Linked DNA regions of Homo sapiens: region 1 is linked to region 2. A link is a loop called in an ENCODE intact Hi-C map of the cell type or tissue named here. Cell type or tissue: A673. All regions are shown on one strand. Links, peaks and the distances in the headings refer to the core of each region. The heading gives the core; the rest is flanking DNA. Region 1 overlaps PI4KA (phosphatidylinositol 4-kinase alpha). Region 2 overlaps CRKL (CRK like proto-oncogene, adaptor protein).

Region 1 (8,000 bases), core at 1-8,000, 140 kb after region 2:
GTTTCTCCATGTTGGTCAGGCTGGTCTCAAACTCCCGACCTCAGGTGATCCACCCTCCTTGGCCTCCCCAAATGCTGGGATTACAGGCGTGAGCCACCACACCCGGGCTGGACTATTATCTTTCTTAACTCATTAGACCTTGTGTGAATTTTTTTTTTTTTTTCAGAAGAAGAATAGTGCTACATTTCAAATAGATTCCTAAAGAATAATTTAAAATGAGTTTTAATTACAAAACATAAGTTGTATCTGAAGGTGTCCTGGCTGTAATTTGTATCCTTGGGATGATGGACAGTGTGGATCCCTTACTCTGGTGGCCTTTGTCAGTCTTCCTCCTTCACCACTTCCCATGTCCCTGTCTGGGCCAATGATGGCCAAAGATGGTGAGCTTCAGCCACAGCAAGGAGGTTCTTCCTACTAGGGTGCAGATGGCTGCTCCCCCGCAGGCATCTCTGGACTGCATGAGCCTCCTGTTTTCCTTGGTCTGATGCTTAAGAGGATGAAGACAGTAGAGTGTCCAAGTGATGAGTCATGATAAACAGTTGCTTCATTTAGAATGCTAAGTCACGAATCACCATTCCGCTGGGCCTTGCTGTGAAGGCAAAGGGTGGGCAGAAGGGCATTTCTGTTCTATAGTCATGTGTGTCTGCCTTCCCTGCAGGCCAACCCCAGTGCTGATCTCTACTACACTTCCTTCAGTGACCCTCTCTACCTGACCATGTTCAAGATGCTGCGTGACACTCTGTACTACATGAAGGGTGAGGACAGTTTGCCCATGTGTTTGTGAGTACAGCAAGACTGGCTCCCAGGCCACTGTCGCATGCTAGTGGTTGCAGACTGGTACTCACTTTCTGCTGGGGCCACTGAAAAACACATATGAGCAAAGTGGTCATGTTACTGAAATTTTGGGAAAAAAGCAAATTTAAAAAATCTGTCCATGATCCTGCAACCCCGGTACCATCGATGATGGCTCCTTTGCTGAGTTTATTTCCTAAGGTGTTTATCTAAAATGTGCATGTTATATTGTCCTAAGGACAGATACAGTTTTACATATCCATTTAGATAGTTTAAAAAATTAAAAAAGAGGCCAGGCACAGTGGCTTATGCGTATAATCCCAGCACTTTGGGAGGACAAGGTGGGCTGATCACTTAAGGTCAGGAGTTCGAGACCAGCCTTGCCAAACAGGGTGAAACCCTGTCTCTACTAAAAATACAAAAGAAATTAGCCAGGCGCAGTGGCATGCACCTGTAATCCCAGCTACACAGGAGGCTGAGGCAGGAGAATCGCTTGAACTTGGGAGGCGGAGGTTGCAGTGAGCCCAGATCGTGCCACTGCACTCCAGCCTATGTGACAGAGTAAGACTCCATCTCAAAAACATTAAAAAAAAGAAAATGAAGTACTTGTAATACATGTAATCTGTTAATGTAGAGGTACTAGCTTTTTTTTTCAGACAGAGTCTTTCCCTGTCGCCCAGGCTGGAGTGCATTGGCATGATCTGGGGTCACTGCAACTTCTGCCTCCCAGGCTCAAGCAATTCTCTCGTGCCTCAGCCTCCCAAGTAGCTGGGATTACAGGCATGTGCCACCACGTCTGCCTAATTTTTGTATTTTTAGTAGAGATGGGGTTTTACCATGTTGGCCAGGCTGGTCTTGAACTCCTGGCCTCAAATGATCCACCCACCTTGGCCTCCCAAAGTGCTGGGATTACAGGTGTTAGCCACTGCACCCAACCTGAGACAATAGCTTAATAGTTAACATGCACACACAACAATTTAGCATTTTCTTCTAGTCCCTCTTTCATGAATTTTGTTTTTCCCAGAAGTGAGGAAACAATCTTTTATGCATTTTACAAAATGTTTTTCCTATGCTCTCCCCTCACACTGTTGAGTGTTCTTCGTAAGCTTAAGTTTTGATGAGCACATAATATTTTGTCAGGAAGGTATACCAAAATTTAGTAACCACTTTCCTAATCTGATTCTGAACATTCCTCAGAAGCTGAGTCATCTGGGCCACGGCAAGGGTTGAAACTCCCTAAGAAGGGGCATCAGGGATTACCCCTGCCCTCCCCACCACCCCTGCTGTGTGTTGCTGGCTGCCTTGGCTGGGCTGACTTGTGCGTGCATCATGGTGGTTCTCCTGAATTTTCCAGGCCCTGGGGATGAGAGTTTGAAAAGTCTCTCAAACTCAGGGTGAGTGCTCTGAAGATCCAGATAATTCTCTTCTCAAGGCTGCAACCAGTTTTTGCCCTTATCTGACAACCTTTTTCTTTCTTTTTTTTTTTTTTTTTGAGATGGGAGTCTCGCTCTGTCGCCCACGCTGGAATGCAGTGGCACGATCTTGGCTCACTGCAAGCTCCGCCTCCCGGGTTGACGCCATTCTCCTGCCTCAGCCTCCCGAGTAGCTGGGACTACAGGCGCCCACCACCACGCCCGGCTAATTTTTTGTATTTTTATTAGAGATGGGGTTTCACCGTGTTAGCCAGGATGGTCTCGATCTCCTGACCTCATGATCTGCCCGCCTCGGCCTCCCAAGTTGCTGAGATTACAGGCGTGAGCCACCGCGCCTGGCCCTGACAACCTCTTTCTTAAAAGAAAAAAAAATCACAGAAGTATCTCATATTGTCAGTGGAAGTAGTTCCAGCAACGATACTTCCCAATTTATATGTTTCATGTATTCAGGTTTTAGTACGTTGACTGCTTAAAACAAAGCATGGCTGTAACATCCCTGGGAAATGATCATTTCCTCTGATTGCCAGGTTGTGTGCACGTGGAGGACAGCTGTGCAATTCCTATCCAACTTCTTTCCAGTGGGCATTCTAGGACCCACAGTGGCCAGTAGCAAATGCTACTTTTCTGGGGTTTTTGTTAAAAGGGGAAGACTGTAGCCGCTGCTAGCACTGCCTGTGTTCTACTGTAGTTTTGTTCCCAGCTGTGATGCCACACTCTTTCCTACAGACCTCCCGACCTCTTTTGTGAAGGAGATCCATGATTTTGTGCTGGAGCAGTTCAACACGAGCCAGGGGGAGCTCCAGAAGATTCTACATGACGCAGACCGGATCCACAATGAGCTGAGCCCCCTCAAACTGCGCTGTCAGGCGAATGCTGCCTGTGTGGACCTCATGGTGTGGGCTGTGAAGGACGAGCAGGGTGAGACAGACTGCCTTGCCTCTCATGTGAGCTCCAGGCATGACCCAGAGGCTTTCTTGCCACAAGTTTCCCCAAACTACTTCTAGAACACTTGGCTCTGTTACCAGCACAGGCAGTTGCAGTAGGCCTCCTGGGCACGTGCAGAGTGGAGCATTAGCCCCTGCTGTGCTCTGCACGTCTGGTGTCCTGTCCTGCATGGAGGGCACTGGACCTGGGAGGATGGGGATGCCCGTGGCCTCAGGGCCTGTGTATGCTCTCTGCTGCATCTTGCTGGTTCTTTAGGCTTTTCTGTGGTGACATGGAAGCTCAGTGCCTTCAGGTGAAGTGTTTTTCTGGGGGAGGAGTAGAATGGGAAGTTTTCTGTGGAATGAACACTGCGGGGACAAGGGGGCTTAGGGCCAGCGGAGAAGAGAGAGAGAGTGTCACACACTGTGTGACCTCTCAGTATGAATAAGCCCTGCCTAAAGTATGTCTCTGGGGTTTTATTAAATTCTGTGCTTACTTGGTGGATAAGTGTGTTAGAAAGACTGGCCTGTGCTGATCACTCATCTCCTCTTCTGGTTTTGAATTAAGGTGCAGAAAACCTTTGCATCAAGCTATCTGAGAAGCTGCAGTCCAAGACGTCCAGCAAAGTCATTATTGCTCACTTGCCCCTGCTGATCTGCTGTCTGCAGGTCAGTCTCCCTGAACCCAGAGAGGCTCAGATCCCACCTGTAGGGCCTCCCTCTTGTCACGCTGTTGCTGTTCAGGCTGTGGTGGGCACACCAGCAGCGGAGACCCTGCCGGTTCTGTCTTTAGGAGCTTTAACCAGTGCGTGCTGTGCACAGTTCATCACTGAGTGTGGGCTGCCCCCTGCAGGATGCCAGGGCTTTCTGTCAGTGGCATATGGGTGCAGCTGGCTTCAGTTCTCCGTTGTTGTGAGGCTGGGGGCCATTCCCAAGGCCTGTGGGGGAAGGACTGTGGACATGTGCCATGGGGCCACGCAAGGGGATGTCTCCTGACACCCACAGTGCTAGCTCTGCTCTGCCGAGACTCTTAACCTTGTCACAATCCCACTGACTCCACACCTGCCATTGTTTAAAAATTATATTTTGTCCCTTTCTTCTTTAGTATGCTTCCAAAAGAGATGAGCACACTTTAACAATCTATATCCCCTGGCCAGGTACGGTTGCTCACTCCTGTAATCCCGATACTTTGGGAGGCAGAGGTGGGAGGATCGCTTGAGCCCAACCTGGGCAACATAGTGAGACTCCGTCTGCACAAAAAATTTAAAAAATTAGAATTAGTTAGGGATGATGGTGTGTGCCTACAGTCCCAGCTACTCAGGAGGCTGAGGTGGGAGGATTGCTTAAGCCCAGTAAGTCAAGGCTGCAGTAAGCCATGATCGTGCCACTGCACTCCAGCCTGGGCGACAGCGAGACCCTGTCTCAAAAACAAAACAAAAAAATAGTAGTTGATGTCCCCTATAGGTGGAGGAGAGTCAGCACCATCGCTTCCATCTTTTTATGTCCTGGGCAGGTGGCCTGTGGGAGCTTTGACCTTCGAAGTTTTGGGTCAGACTTGGGTACTGAAGGGTTGAGCACCTCCCTGCTCAGGGCCTACTCAGATGGTCCCATACCACAGGCCATGTGACAGGTTGATGGTGTGTTGCAGGGTTTGGGCCGCCTGTGCGAGAGGTTCCCGGTGGTGGTGCACTCTGTGACACCGTCCTTGCGAGACTTCCTGGTCATCCCGTCCCCAGTTCTGGTGAAGCTCTACAAGTACCACAGTCAGTACCACACAGGTAATAACAGACTATGTGCCCTTCAGGCCCTGAGAAAGGGGCTCTGTGACTGTGTGTGAGCCTCACACAGGTTTCATGACTGTACCTGGGTGCATTCCTTCGCCACACCTTTCCTTCTGTCTTTCCCTTTGCGTCCCCTCCAAGCTCCAGGCCTTTCTTCCCCGGCCTTCTCTCATCCTGTATTCCTGTTACACCAAAGGCCCCTTCAAGTCCTGTTTTCTTTTTGACATCTTTCACTGTGGAAGTCTGAAATGCAAATCCTGTGTGCCCCAAACACTTAGCCAGGGGCCCAGTCCCTGCTACCCCTGCGAGAATGGATTATGATGTTTCCACATATGATGAAACAATAATTAACATTAATTAATTAAACACCTGCTGTGTGCTAGTGTCTCTGATGTAGTATCACCCTCTTACCCACAGTCTCATGAAGGTGGCTGTTTTTATCTTCCCCTTCAGATGAAGACTTAAAGTCAGAGCAGTTTAAAGATTTAGCCAGGCGTGATGGCGCTCACCTGTAGTCCTAGCTACTCAGGAGGCTGAAGTTGTAGGATGGCTTGAGCCCAGGAGGTTGAGGATGCAGTGAGCTGTGATAGCGCCACTGCATTCCGGCCTGGGTGACAGAGCAAGACCCTATCTCAAAAACAAACAAAAAACAAGACTTCCCTGAACCCCGTAGTGGGGAGGGTTCTCTCAGGCTCTAAGGCCCCTGCTCCCGCAAGCATCCCTAACCCTCACCAGGCTTTGTACATATTAGTGAGGTAACTCCAAGCACAGGGCCATGCCTCAGTCGCCCTCAGAGCTGCCTTTGGTGGTTGGTCATCAGTACTTTTGAACAGTTGATTGAGAAATTGGTAGTTTTCTGTATTTATCACTTTCTAACTTGAATATTCTTCCTTTTGATTTAAACATATTATTTCCTGTTGCTCTTAGACTCTTCTCTTTCTGAAATATTTGGTCAGATGTTTTTAGAGTGATCATTTTGCTTTTATAAATGATCAGCATATTATCTTGGTTTTTGAATTACAAAGAAGGTGATGGAAAATGATAGGCCTAACTAGGTATATATTTGAATTTTTTACTTTCAGTTGCTGGCAATGATATAAAAATCAGTGTGACCAATGAGCATTCCGAGTCAACCCTGAACGTCATGTCGGGTAAGAAGAGCCAGCCCTCCATGTACGAGCAGCTCCGAGACATCGCTATTGACAACATCTGCAGGTGGGAAGCTGGGCAAGTGGCGAGTAGACAGCAGTGCTCCAGACAAGCGGGTTATTACAAAATAAGAGACATTTATACTTCTTTTTTGAGATTGAGTCTCGCTCTGTTGCCCAGGCTGGAATGCAGTGGCACAATCTCGGCTCACTGCTACCTCTGCCTCCTGGGTTCAAGCTATTTTCCTGCCTCAGCCTCCCCCGAGTAGCTGGGATTACAGGCGCCCACCACCACGCCCAGCTAATTTTTGTATTTTTAGTAGAGATGGGGTTGCACCACGTTGGCCAGGCTGGTCTCGAACTCCTGACCTCAGGTGATCCACCTGCCTTGGTCTCCCAAAGTGCTGGGATTACAGGTGTGAGCCACTGCACCCACCCCATTTATACATTTTTTTTTATACAGTCTTGCACTGTTGCCTGGGGCGGGAGTGCAATGGCGCAATCTCAGCTCACAGCAACCTCTGCCTCCTGGGTTCATGCAATTCTCCTGCCTCAGCCTCCCAGGTAGCTGGGATTACAGGCACACACCACCATTCTTGGCTAATTTTTTATATTTTTAGTAGAGATGGGATTTCACTATGTTGGCCAGACTGGTCTCAAACTTGTGACCTCGTGATCCGCCTGCCTCAGCCTCCCAAAGTGCTGGGATTACAAGCGTGAGCCACCGTGCCTGGCTGCATTTATACTTTTTTAAAGCTTGTTTCTGATTATTTTAAACCTACACTTGATCTATAAAGAGGAATTATTTCTTGTTACTTCTTTTCTTTTCCTGATCATAAACATAATAAGAGGCCTGGTGTGGTGGCTCAAGCCTGTAATCCCAGCTACTTGGGAGGCCGAGGCAGGTGGATCATGAGGTCAGGAGTTCGAGACCAGCCTGGCCAATATGGTGAAACCCTGTCTCTACTACAAATACAAAAAATTAGCCGGGCGTGGTGGCACGTGCCTGTAATCCCAGCTACTCGGGAGGCTGAGGCAGGAGAATCACTTGAACCCGGGAGGCGGAGGTTGCGGTGAGCCGAGATTGTACCATTGCACTCCAGCCTGGGCAACAAGAGCAAAACTCCGTCTCAAAAAAAAAAAGAAATTCTTCCTTTTTTTTTTTTGAGACAGAGTCTTGCTTTGTCGCCCAGGCTGGAGTGCAGTGGCGCGATCTCAGCTCACTGCAAGCTCCGCCTCCTGGGTTCACGCCATTCTCCTGCCTCAGCCTCTGGAGTAGCTGGGACTACAGGTGCCCGCCACCATGCCCAGCTAATTTTTTTGTATTTTTTTTTTTTTTTTAGTAGAGATGGGGTTTCACCATGTTAGCCAGGATGATCTTGATCTCCTGACCTTGTGATCCGCCCACCTGTGCCTCCCAAAGTGCTGGGATTACAGGTGTGAGCCACCGTGCCTGGCTAAGAAATTCTTACTAGAGAAAAATTGTAATGTATAGAAAAGTAAAAAGAGAAGGATTATCCATTAGCTCAACATCCAGAGTAACGTATCATCATATTTTCTTTACCTTGTTTTCTGTGGAATGTTTAATATAAATGTGAGGTTTTAAAATATGATTAGGTACCCCTTGCTGCCCAGACTCCTGCACTGTGGACTCTTGTTCTTCCAACTTGAGAGCTACATACAGTCTGATTTCCATGCAAATACTTCTTTCCCTGGATTCTGGTTCCTTGCCCTTAGAAGCTAAATCAAGATGGCAGCTTGTCTGTCAGACTCAAACTGTTTTCCAAACTCTGGCCCAGGAGCCAAACAGATGTGGAGAGCTAGGACATCTTACAAGATTTTATGTTTTTAGGGGCTTTAAATTTTTCCCCTTTTCTCTGTAACGTAAATGTTTCTCCTTACCATGAAAACCTTGGTATATAA
Region 2 (9,564 bases), core at 787-8,786:
GCTGTGGTACAAGAGTATGTGGGCTTTTGGAAAAGAGGAAGTCAAGACACGATCATATATATAAGAAAAGATACAAATTCAGCAAAGTCGCAGGGTACGAGATCAACACATAGATATCAGTTGCGTCTTATATATTGGTAATGAATAATTAAGAAAGTAATTCCAAGCCGGGTGCGGTGGCTCATGCCTGTAATCCCAGCACTTTGGGAGGCCGAGGCAGGCAGATCAGGAGGTCAGGAGATCGAGACCATCCTGGCTAATACCGTGAAACCCCGTCTCTACTAAAAATACAAAAAATTAGCCGGGCGTGGTAGGAGGCGCCTGTAGTCCCAGCTACTTGGGAGGCTGAGTCAGGAGAATGGCGTGCACCCGGGAGGTGGCGCTTGCAGTGAGCCAAGATCACACCACTGCACTCCAGCCCGGGTGATAGAGCGAAACTCCATCCCAAAAAAAAAGAAAGAAAGTAATTCCAGGCAGGGCACGGTAGCTCATGCCTGAATCCTAGCACTTTGGGAGGCGCCAAGATCATGCTGGGCAACATGGTAAAACCCCAATTCTACTAAAATACAAAAAAAAGTTAGCTGGGCGTGGTGGCAGGCACCTGTAGTCCCAGCTACTCAGGAGGCTGAGGCACAAGAATTGTGCCACTGCACTCTAGCCTGGGCAATGGAGCGGGAGTGAGGCTCTGTCTCCAAGAAGAAAAAAAAAAAAGTGATTCCATTTACAATAGCATCTAAAATAAAAATATCCAAGAATAGGCTGTGCGGTGGCTCATGCCTGTAATCCCAGCACTTTGGGAGGCCGAGGCAGGTGGATCACGAGGTCAAGAGATCGAGACCATCCTGGCCAACATAGTGAAACCCCATCTCTACTAAAAATACAAAAATTAGCTGGGCATGGTGGCGCATGTCTGTAGTCCCAGCTACTTGGGAGGCTGAGGCAGGAGAATCGCTTGAACCAGGGAGGTGGAGGTTGCAGTGAGCCGAGATTGCACCACTGCACTCCAGCCTGGTGACAAAGCCAAGACTCTGTCTAAACAAAACAAAACAAAACGAGAATAATTTAACCATGGTGAAACACTTGCATACCAAAAATTATTAAAGACCTAAATAAATGCAAAAACATTTGTGTTAATGGATGGAAAGACTTATGATTAAGATATTAATATTGGCTAGGTGCAGTGGCTCACACCTGTAATGCCAGCACTTTGGGAGGCTGAGACAGGAGGATCACTTGAGCCCAGGAGTTTGAGACCAGTCTGGGCAACATAGTGAGACCCTGCCTCATAAAAGAAATTAAAAAAAAAAAAAAAAAAAAAGCTAATACTACCCAAAGTGATCTACAAATACAACACAATCCCTATCAAAATTCTAACAGCCTTTTTTTTTGCAGCAATGGGAAAACCAATCCTCAAATTCATATAGAATTGCGAGGAACCTGAATAGCCAAAACAACCTTGAAAAGCATCAAAGTTAGAGGACTTACACTTCCTTGACTTCAAAATTACTACAAAAAGCTATAGTAATCAACAGTGTGGTGCTGGCATATGGAGAGACATATAGAACAATGGAATAGAACTCAGAGGTCAAAAATAAACCCACACATTTATGATCAAGTGATTTTTTTTTAACACGTGGGAGTCTCACTATGTAGCCCAGGCTGATCTTCAACTCCTAGGCTCAAGCAATCTTCTCACCTCAGTCTCCAGGGTACCTGGGATTACAGGTGTGCACCACCACACCCAGCTTGGCCAACTGATTTTTGACTAGGGTGCCAAGTCTATTCAACAGGGAAAGAATAACCTTGCTGGGACAACTGCACCAATTTCCACATGCAAAAGAAAGACTCTGAAACCTTACCTCACACTATACACAAAAAGTCATTTAAAATGGATCAACAGCCTAAATACAATAACTAAGGTCAGGCATGGTGGCGCACGCCTGTAATCCTGGCACTTTGGGAGGCCAAGGCAGGTGGATCACCTCACTTTAGGAGTCCAGAAGAGCCTGGCCAACATGGTAAAACCCCATCTCTACTAAAAATACAAAAAATTAGCGGGGTATGGTGGTGAGTGCCTGTAATCCTGGCTATTTGGGAGGCTGAGGCAGGAGAATTGCTTGAATCTGGAAGGCAGAAGTTGCAGTGAGTCGAGATCGTGAGTGCCATTGTACTCCAGCCAGGGCGACAGAGTGAGACTCTGTCTCAAAAAATATAAAACAAAATAAAAAACAAAAACGCTCAAATAACCCAATTAAAAAATGGGCAAAGAACTTGAAAATATTTATCCAAAGATTTGCCAAAAGCCAATATGAAAAGATGCTCAACATCAGTCACTAGGAACATGCAAATCAAAACCACAATGACATACCACTTCACACCTACTAGGATGGCTATAATAAAAAATATGGAAAATAACAAGTGTTGATGAGGATGTGGAAGAATTTTTTTTTGGCGGTGAAGAAGGGAGCCCTTATATACTGCTGGTTGGAATGGAATATGGTACAGCTGCTATGGAAAATAGTTTGACAGTTCCTCAAAAAGCTAAACATAGGAGGCTCATGCCTATAATCCCAGCACTTTGGGAGGCTGAGGTGAGCGATCAGTTGAGGTCAGGAGTTCAAAGCCTGGCTAACATGGCAAAACCCTGTCTCTACTAAAAAATACAAAAATTAGCCAGGTGTGGTGGCACGTGCCTATAATCCCAGCTACTCAGGAGGCTGAGGCAGGAGAAATCGCTTGAACCCAGGAGATGGAGGTTGCAGTGAGCCGAGATGGTGCCACTGCACTCCAGCCTGGGCAACAGAGCAAAACTCCGTTTCAAAAAAAAAAAGCTAAACACAGAATTACCCATTTGACCCAGAAATCCACTCTGAGATATATAACCAAAATAACTGAAAGCAAGGACTCAAACATTTGTGTGTCAATGTCCACTGCAGCATTATTCACCATAGCCAAAATAACGAAAACAACTCAAGTATCCATCAAGAGATAAATGGATTAACAAAACGTGATATATACATAACAATGGAATATTATTCAGCCCTAAAGGAATGAAGTCTTTATCATAATTTCCTGTACAGATGGAGTCTCACTATGTTGCCCAGGCTGGTCTCAAACTCCTTGCCTCAAGTGATCTTCCCACCTTGGCCTTTCAAAGCACTGGGATTACAGGTGTGAGTCACCCCATGCTGGGACAAGAAATGAAGTTTTGATATATGCTACAATCTGGATGAACTCTGAAAACATTGTACCCAATGAAATAATTCAGACCCAAAGGACAAATATTGTATCATTTTACTTATATCAGGTAGGTAGAATAGGTAAATTCATAGACAGAAGGTAGATAGTTGGCAAACTATATAAACCTCAAGCTCTTAGTGTGGGAGCAGTCATGAGAATAAACTTCTCTCTGTGAACCCCTAGCTGATGGTTCTTCTTACTCAACAGCTATCACCAGAGAACAGCTATCACAGAAAACAGAGGTCAGCCTAATGACCAGGATGGGACAGGCCCTGCCTGAACCACACCAGGGCCCCAATTCCATGGCATTCTGACTTAATTTACACATTAGGAAAGAGGAACAAAAACCTTTTAAAAATATTTTTTTCTGGGCCGGGTGCAGTGGCTCACGTTGTCAGGAGTTCAAGAGCAGCCTAGCCAAGGTGGTGAAACCCCATCTCTACTAGAAATACAAAAACTAGCCCGGCCTGGTGGCGGGCACCTGTAATCCCAGCTACTCGGGAGGCTGAGGCAGAGAACTGCTTGAACCCGGGAGGCAGAGGTTGCAGTGAGCTGATATCATGCCACTGCACTCCAGCCTGGGTGACAGAGCAAGACTCTATCTCAAAAAAAAAAAAAAAAAAAAAAAATATATATATACACACACACACACACACACACACACACACACACACACACATAAAATATATATATATATACACATACACAAACACACATATGTATATATTTTTAAATACGAGAATATTCTAAAGGACTTTCTAAAGATTCCTACATTTGCATGGTATTATAGTCAAGGAAAAAAAGCACTTTTGGTACTAAAGAAATAAAGCTGAGATGCTGTGAAGGACAACTGACACAATGTCAAAGACAGAAGGGTGGAGGAGGATCCTGGTCAGTCCTGATGAAAGGTCCAAGGAGGCAAGTGGAAATGATTCCTCGGGCACCAGACATCCACACACCACCACGGCATGGGAAGGACACACCTGAGATTCTTGCTTAAGGTGAATGCTAACTTGTGGGCCTTTCTGGGAAGCCTTGGTAAGAAGGCTTCACGTTGCTAGAATGTGACGTGAGGTGAGGGACAGAAGCCCCATTACACTGGGAGCCTGTAAGCTTGCCACATGGACCCCCAGGGCTGAGTCAGATGCTTCATGATGAACACATACAGCCCCAAGAGCACTGCAGGCCACCCAGCAGGAGGAACTCATGATGATCTCTTAGGGATTCATCATGAGTCCAATACAAAGTCCAATCAGTATTAATGAAACCTAAACTTACTTTGCAGATTACTTCACCTCAGCAAGCAGATGCAGCAATGAAGAAAATGCTAATACAAATTTAATTCTAAGCAATGAAGCAAAACCAATTGGTAAAGTGGGAATCTGATAATTCCAGGTCAGTCAGTAAAGGAAGTTGTACCATGGGCCCTTGGGAAGGCCAATTCAAAAGACACAGAGACCAGATGTAATCCAAATTACTACAGGTTTTGAAATGGGGCAAAGACAATCCAAGAAGAAATTATAAAAACGCAATCACAGATGACACAGAGCAATTATGGGAATGAAGAGCAAGAATGTTGAGGATGCTGGTGACCTCAAAGAACGCTGAGTATCACTAAGAAAAAAAATGCCAAAAAAAAAAAAAAAAAAAAGGAGCACCAAAGATGAGGAAAGGGTGTTCTTAAGAGCTGACCAAACACACTGGCAAACAGCAGTAAGAGTCCAAGACTAGTCTCCTGTCATAGAGAAATTACATCACAGGACACTGGAAGACTTAGGAAGGGTCAAGTCTCTTGTTTTTTGTCAAAAGATGGCAAATTCCATAAAATGTAAAACAGTGAGCTTGAAATGAAACCCAGACAAAATTCTGGATGCGATTAGCTAACAGATGGTTTGTGAGAATTTAGAATGGGAAGTGGAGCATCTGGAAGCAGCATGAGCCCACCAAGAACAAGTCACGCCAGATCAACCTCACTGTCTTTTTATAGATATAAGAGGCAGATCTGGAGAGGCTGCATAGAAGGACTTTAGTACAAAGATCTGTTGGTGCTTTTACAAAACCTGCAGTTAGGAAACTGGAGGGTAATGAATATGCTAGATGACATAACCAGGATTTTAAAAGATTCAGAGGCTGGGCGTGGTGGCTCATGCCTATAATCCCAGCACTTTGGGAGGCTGAGGCGGGCGGATTGCCTGAGGTTAGGAGTTTGAGACCAGCCTGGCCAACATGGTGAAACCCTTTCTCTACTAAAAATAAAAAAATTAGCCAGGCGCGGTTGGCAGGTGCCTGTAATCCCAGCTACTCAGGAGGCTGAGGCAGGAGAATCACTTGAACCTGGGAGGTAGAGGGTGCAGTGAGCCGAGATCACGCCATTGCACTCCAGCCTGGGCGACAAGAGCGAGACTTCAACTCAAAAAAAAAAAAAAAAGGATTCAGAGATGTACGCAGATCATATGACAAGACCAATAAAAACCAAACCAACAACAAAACTACAAAACTCAAGAGGGACAACTATGGGGCCATGCACTTTTAAGTCCACACACTGGGCTAGGCAAACACAAGAAGGGGACTTGGCTGTGGCTTCTTTCTCCCTGGTGGAGAGCCAGAACACAAGACTTGTCAGCTACCACAGCCATACAACATGAGACAGACCACCTCATGAAACTGTTATGGGCCAGGCGCGGTGGCTCACGCCTGTAATCCCAGCATTTTGGGAGGCCTAGGCAGGTGGATCACGAGGTCAGGAGATGGAGACCATCCTGGCTAACACGGTGAAGCCCCGTCTCTACTAAAAAATACAAAAAAAAAAATTAGCCGGGCGTGGTGGCAGGTGCCTGTAGTCCCAGCTACTCCGGAGGCTGAGGCAGGAGAATGGCGTGAACCCGGGAGGCGGAGCTTGCAGTGAGCCAAGATGGCGCCACTGCACTCCAGCCTGGGAGACAGAGCAAGACTCTGTCTCAAAAAAAAAAAAAAAAAAAAAAAAAGCAACTTATGTTCCAGATGTGCCACAGGAAATACATCTTTGTTTTGTTCACTACTGTATCCCAAGTTCCTAGCCTGTCACATAATAGGCACTCAATAAACTTTTGTTGAAGTGAATGTTTTTTTGGAGGTGTCCAAGTTGAGACTGGAGGGCCATGGAGTTAGACTCTGAAGAGGGCTAAAAGCACAGGGAAAATGATTGAACTAAATGACCTAAGGTATCAATACAACCTTTCTGCTTGATTTATACCAATTCCATCCCAAATCACTTTAAGTCTCACTTGTAAGCCTGGGAAACTATTTTTCCTCCACACGATCTGTTTCACTGACTTCAATTCCCACAGATCCCCAGCTTGTGTCACCAATTGTTTTCTTATGCCACACCATGGGGGAAAAGCACAGGTGAGGCTGCATTTAGACACTTAAATACAAATTTTCATACAAATAGTCATGGGTGTGTGTACCCAGGGTTAAGTACAATTCTAAAGTTGCTATTTCTTCCGTTTTAGTCAGAAAAGCATACTGGAATGCAAATGAATGAGAATGATATTATTACATGACAGTCAAGCATTTGCTCTAAATTTAAAAATTAATATATAAAAAGAAATTGCCTGTAAACCTGACCTTGTCAGTTGTGAGAAACTGGCTGTTTCATGACTCAAATGAAGGCAATGCAAGAAAATTGTTAATCTCCTCAGCTCAGCCCTTCGTGATATGGCAACAGCCCACTGCCCTGGCTGTCTTTTGCCACTTTTGCCCTTTGCCCAGCATGCTCACCTGTCTACAGCTATTCAGTGACGTTAGTCTCATCACACAAGCTCTACTCACCTTACAGATACCAAGTATTCCCCTTCAAATCAAATCTCAGGATCAACTCTTTCCTTGCAGAAAAGTCAGCAAGAAAAGAAAATAGCTAAACACAAACTGGTTTTAAAATATCTCTTTACTTACAGGAATCCTCTTTTGAAAATCAAGATTAAAAAAAATTGTAAAATAATTTAAGGAATAAAGTCACCTAAGCCATCATCATTCTCTGTAATACTATCTAGGGGAATAACGAAGCTTCAATTATCAGCACATTTTGTCCTACTTGTCTGTTTCTCATTTTAATTTTAATACTTTTCCTAGTAACCTAATTGCAAAAGTCCCAAGAGTTGTTTTTAACAAGATCAGACAGGCACCACTATCCTAATAATAGTTTTAGAAGATAACAATCATAAAAACATTTACCCCAGCTACTCAGGAGGCTGAGGCATGAGAATCGCTTAAACCCGTGAGGTGGAGGTTGCAGCGAGCGGAGATCATGCCACTGCACTCCAGCCTGAGTGACAGAGACTCAGTCTCGAAAAAAAAAAAAATTTACTTATGCTATAACCTAAAGTTTCATTTAAATATTCAGAAAGCAAAATACCACTAAATGGAATTTGGTAAAGGTCTATTTCTCAGGTCCCATTTACATTCTCTCTCAGTCAAGCACCAAACAAACCCTTGGCTGAAGCTCAGCTGGCTGGGTTAGTGTCATGAGGCTCAGGTGTGGAGAACCTCTCTCTGGGGCCAGAGAGACTAGGAACTATGTATGGCCAAGTATGTAGGTTATCTTAAAATACACAATCATTAACCAGGCTTCCTTCCTCCTACTCCTGACCTCTCTCAGGCACCTACTTATCCACCCACTCACCAAGCTCTAAGTGATCCCTTCTGTAATACCTGGTATTCCTCCCTACAACCTCCTAGTACTCGCTCCAGTGAGCACACACGCACGCACACTAGATACAGGTTTCTAAAACACACATCCTAGAGCCAGAGGTCAACAGGCAGGTACCTAAAATTCTGACTGGGAGCCTCGACTTTCAAGGTTCTCAACGAGCAGCTGCCAAACACACACGAGTCACACCCACTCTGACTCCTAGCTCCCCAATCCTATGCTATGATGGACGTGAAAATGCCTCAAAAGGCTGAAAACACAATGCATGCTACAGGGTATTAACAGCCCAGAGCACCAAGGTGCTGAGGCATAGACCAGGCCAGAGGCATGCACCTGTGCCTAGGCAGGTCTGTGTGTGGGTGAGAAAGCTGGAAGGCCTGGCCAGGTGCAGCGGCTCACGCCTGTAATCCGAGCACTTTGGGAGGCTGAGGCGGGCAGATGATCAGAGGCTAGGAGTTCAAGACCAGCCTGGCCAACATAGTGAAACCCGGTCTCTACTAAAAACAGTTGGGTATGGTGGCGGGCACCTGTAATCCCAGCTACTTGAGAGGCTGAAGCAGAAGAATCGCTTGAGCCCAGGAGGCAGAGGTTGCAGTGAGCTGAGATTCTATCAACTGCACTCCAGCTTGGGCAACAAATGAGACTCCATCTCGAAAAAAAAAAAAGGAAAGAAAGCTGGAAGGCCTGCTCAGCCAGCACTCCTATCTGTGGAGGCAGCCTCCTGAGACCTGGAGCCTCTCAGTCCCTGACCCCCACCACAGCCTCAAATGCTCCTTTTCCTTATAGCCAACATGAAAGGGAGGCAAAAAATCAAACATTGAAACAAACCTTCAGGTGCAGTTCATTCAGATACTACTACTGGTCCAAAGAAAAACTTGAGGGCCAGGCATGGTAGCTCACGCCTGTAATCCCAGCACTTTGGGAGGCCGAGGTGGGCAGATCACCTGAAGTCAGCAGTTCGAGACCAGCCTCACCAACATGGAGAAACCCCGTCTCTATTAAAAATACAAAAAAATTAGCCGGGCATGGTGGCACATGCCTGTAATCCCAGCTACTCCGGAGGCTGAGGCAGGAGAATGGCTTGAATCCAGGAGGCGGAGGTTGCAGTGAACCGAGATCGTGCCATTGCACTCCAGCCTGGGCAACAAGAGCGAAACTCCGTCTCAAAACAAAACAAAACAAAAACAAAAACAAAAAAACACTGAGGACAACCTATGGAAAAATACCCATGAAACCAATTCTAGCTAACTTTTATCTGTGGGCAGGCTGTTTGGTGAGTCAGGATTTGGTTTTTTTGAAGCAAGAGGGTCCCTTACTTCATCCTTCTGAAATGCACTTAGGCTCTCTCTCAACATTCTCCCCCCTTTTTTTGAGATAGGGTCTCACCCTATTGCCCAGGCTTAAATGCAGTGTCATGATCTCGGCTCACTGCAACCTCTAATTACCTGGTTCAAGCAATTGTTCCACCTCAGTCTCCTGAGTAGCTGAGGCTACAGGTGCATGCCCACCACGTCTGGCTCATTTTTGTATTTTTTGGTAGAGATGGGGTTTCACCATGTCTGTGACCAGACTGGTCTCAAACTCCAGACCTCAAGTTATCCACCAGCCTCGCCCTCCCAAAGTGCTGGGATTACAGG

The links. A loop is a pair of places that touch in the nucleus more often than their neighbours do. Peaks named below come from ENCODE experiments on the same cell type or tissue, not always from the same donor. Only the 100,000 strongest peaks of a DNase experiment are listed, where the experiment ranks them.
Region 1: a loop joins it to region 2, with 2.6 times the contacts of the local background. A loop is called at or near these places in 2 of 110 quality-filtered maps.

Annotation. Positions count from the first base shown.
Region 1 is chr22:20,800,117-20,808,116 of GRCh38, reverse strand. PI4KA (phosphatidylinositol 4-kinase alpha) reads left to right here. Exons shown (of 55, transcript NM_058004.4): 10 at 659-755; 11 at 2,952-3,143; 12 at 3,717-3,817; 13 at 4,797-4,926; 14 at 6,012-6,144. Among named protein-coding and RNA genes, the nearest start is that of SERPIND1, 30 kb to the right of the region's middle. In A673, for the core only: a CTCF peak has its summit at 3,998 (motif pointing left); DNase peaks (open chromatin) are centred at 2,036 and 3,986.
Region 2 is chr22:20,935,894-20,945,457 of GRCh38, reverse strand. The region is part of intron 2 of CRKL (CRK like proto-oncogene, adaptor protein); the gene reads right to left. Among named protein-coding and RNA genes, the nearest start is that of LINC01637, 16 kb to the left of the region's middle. In A673, for the core only: no CTCF peak of the experiment used is centred there; a DNase peak (open chromatin) is centred at 5,237.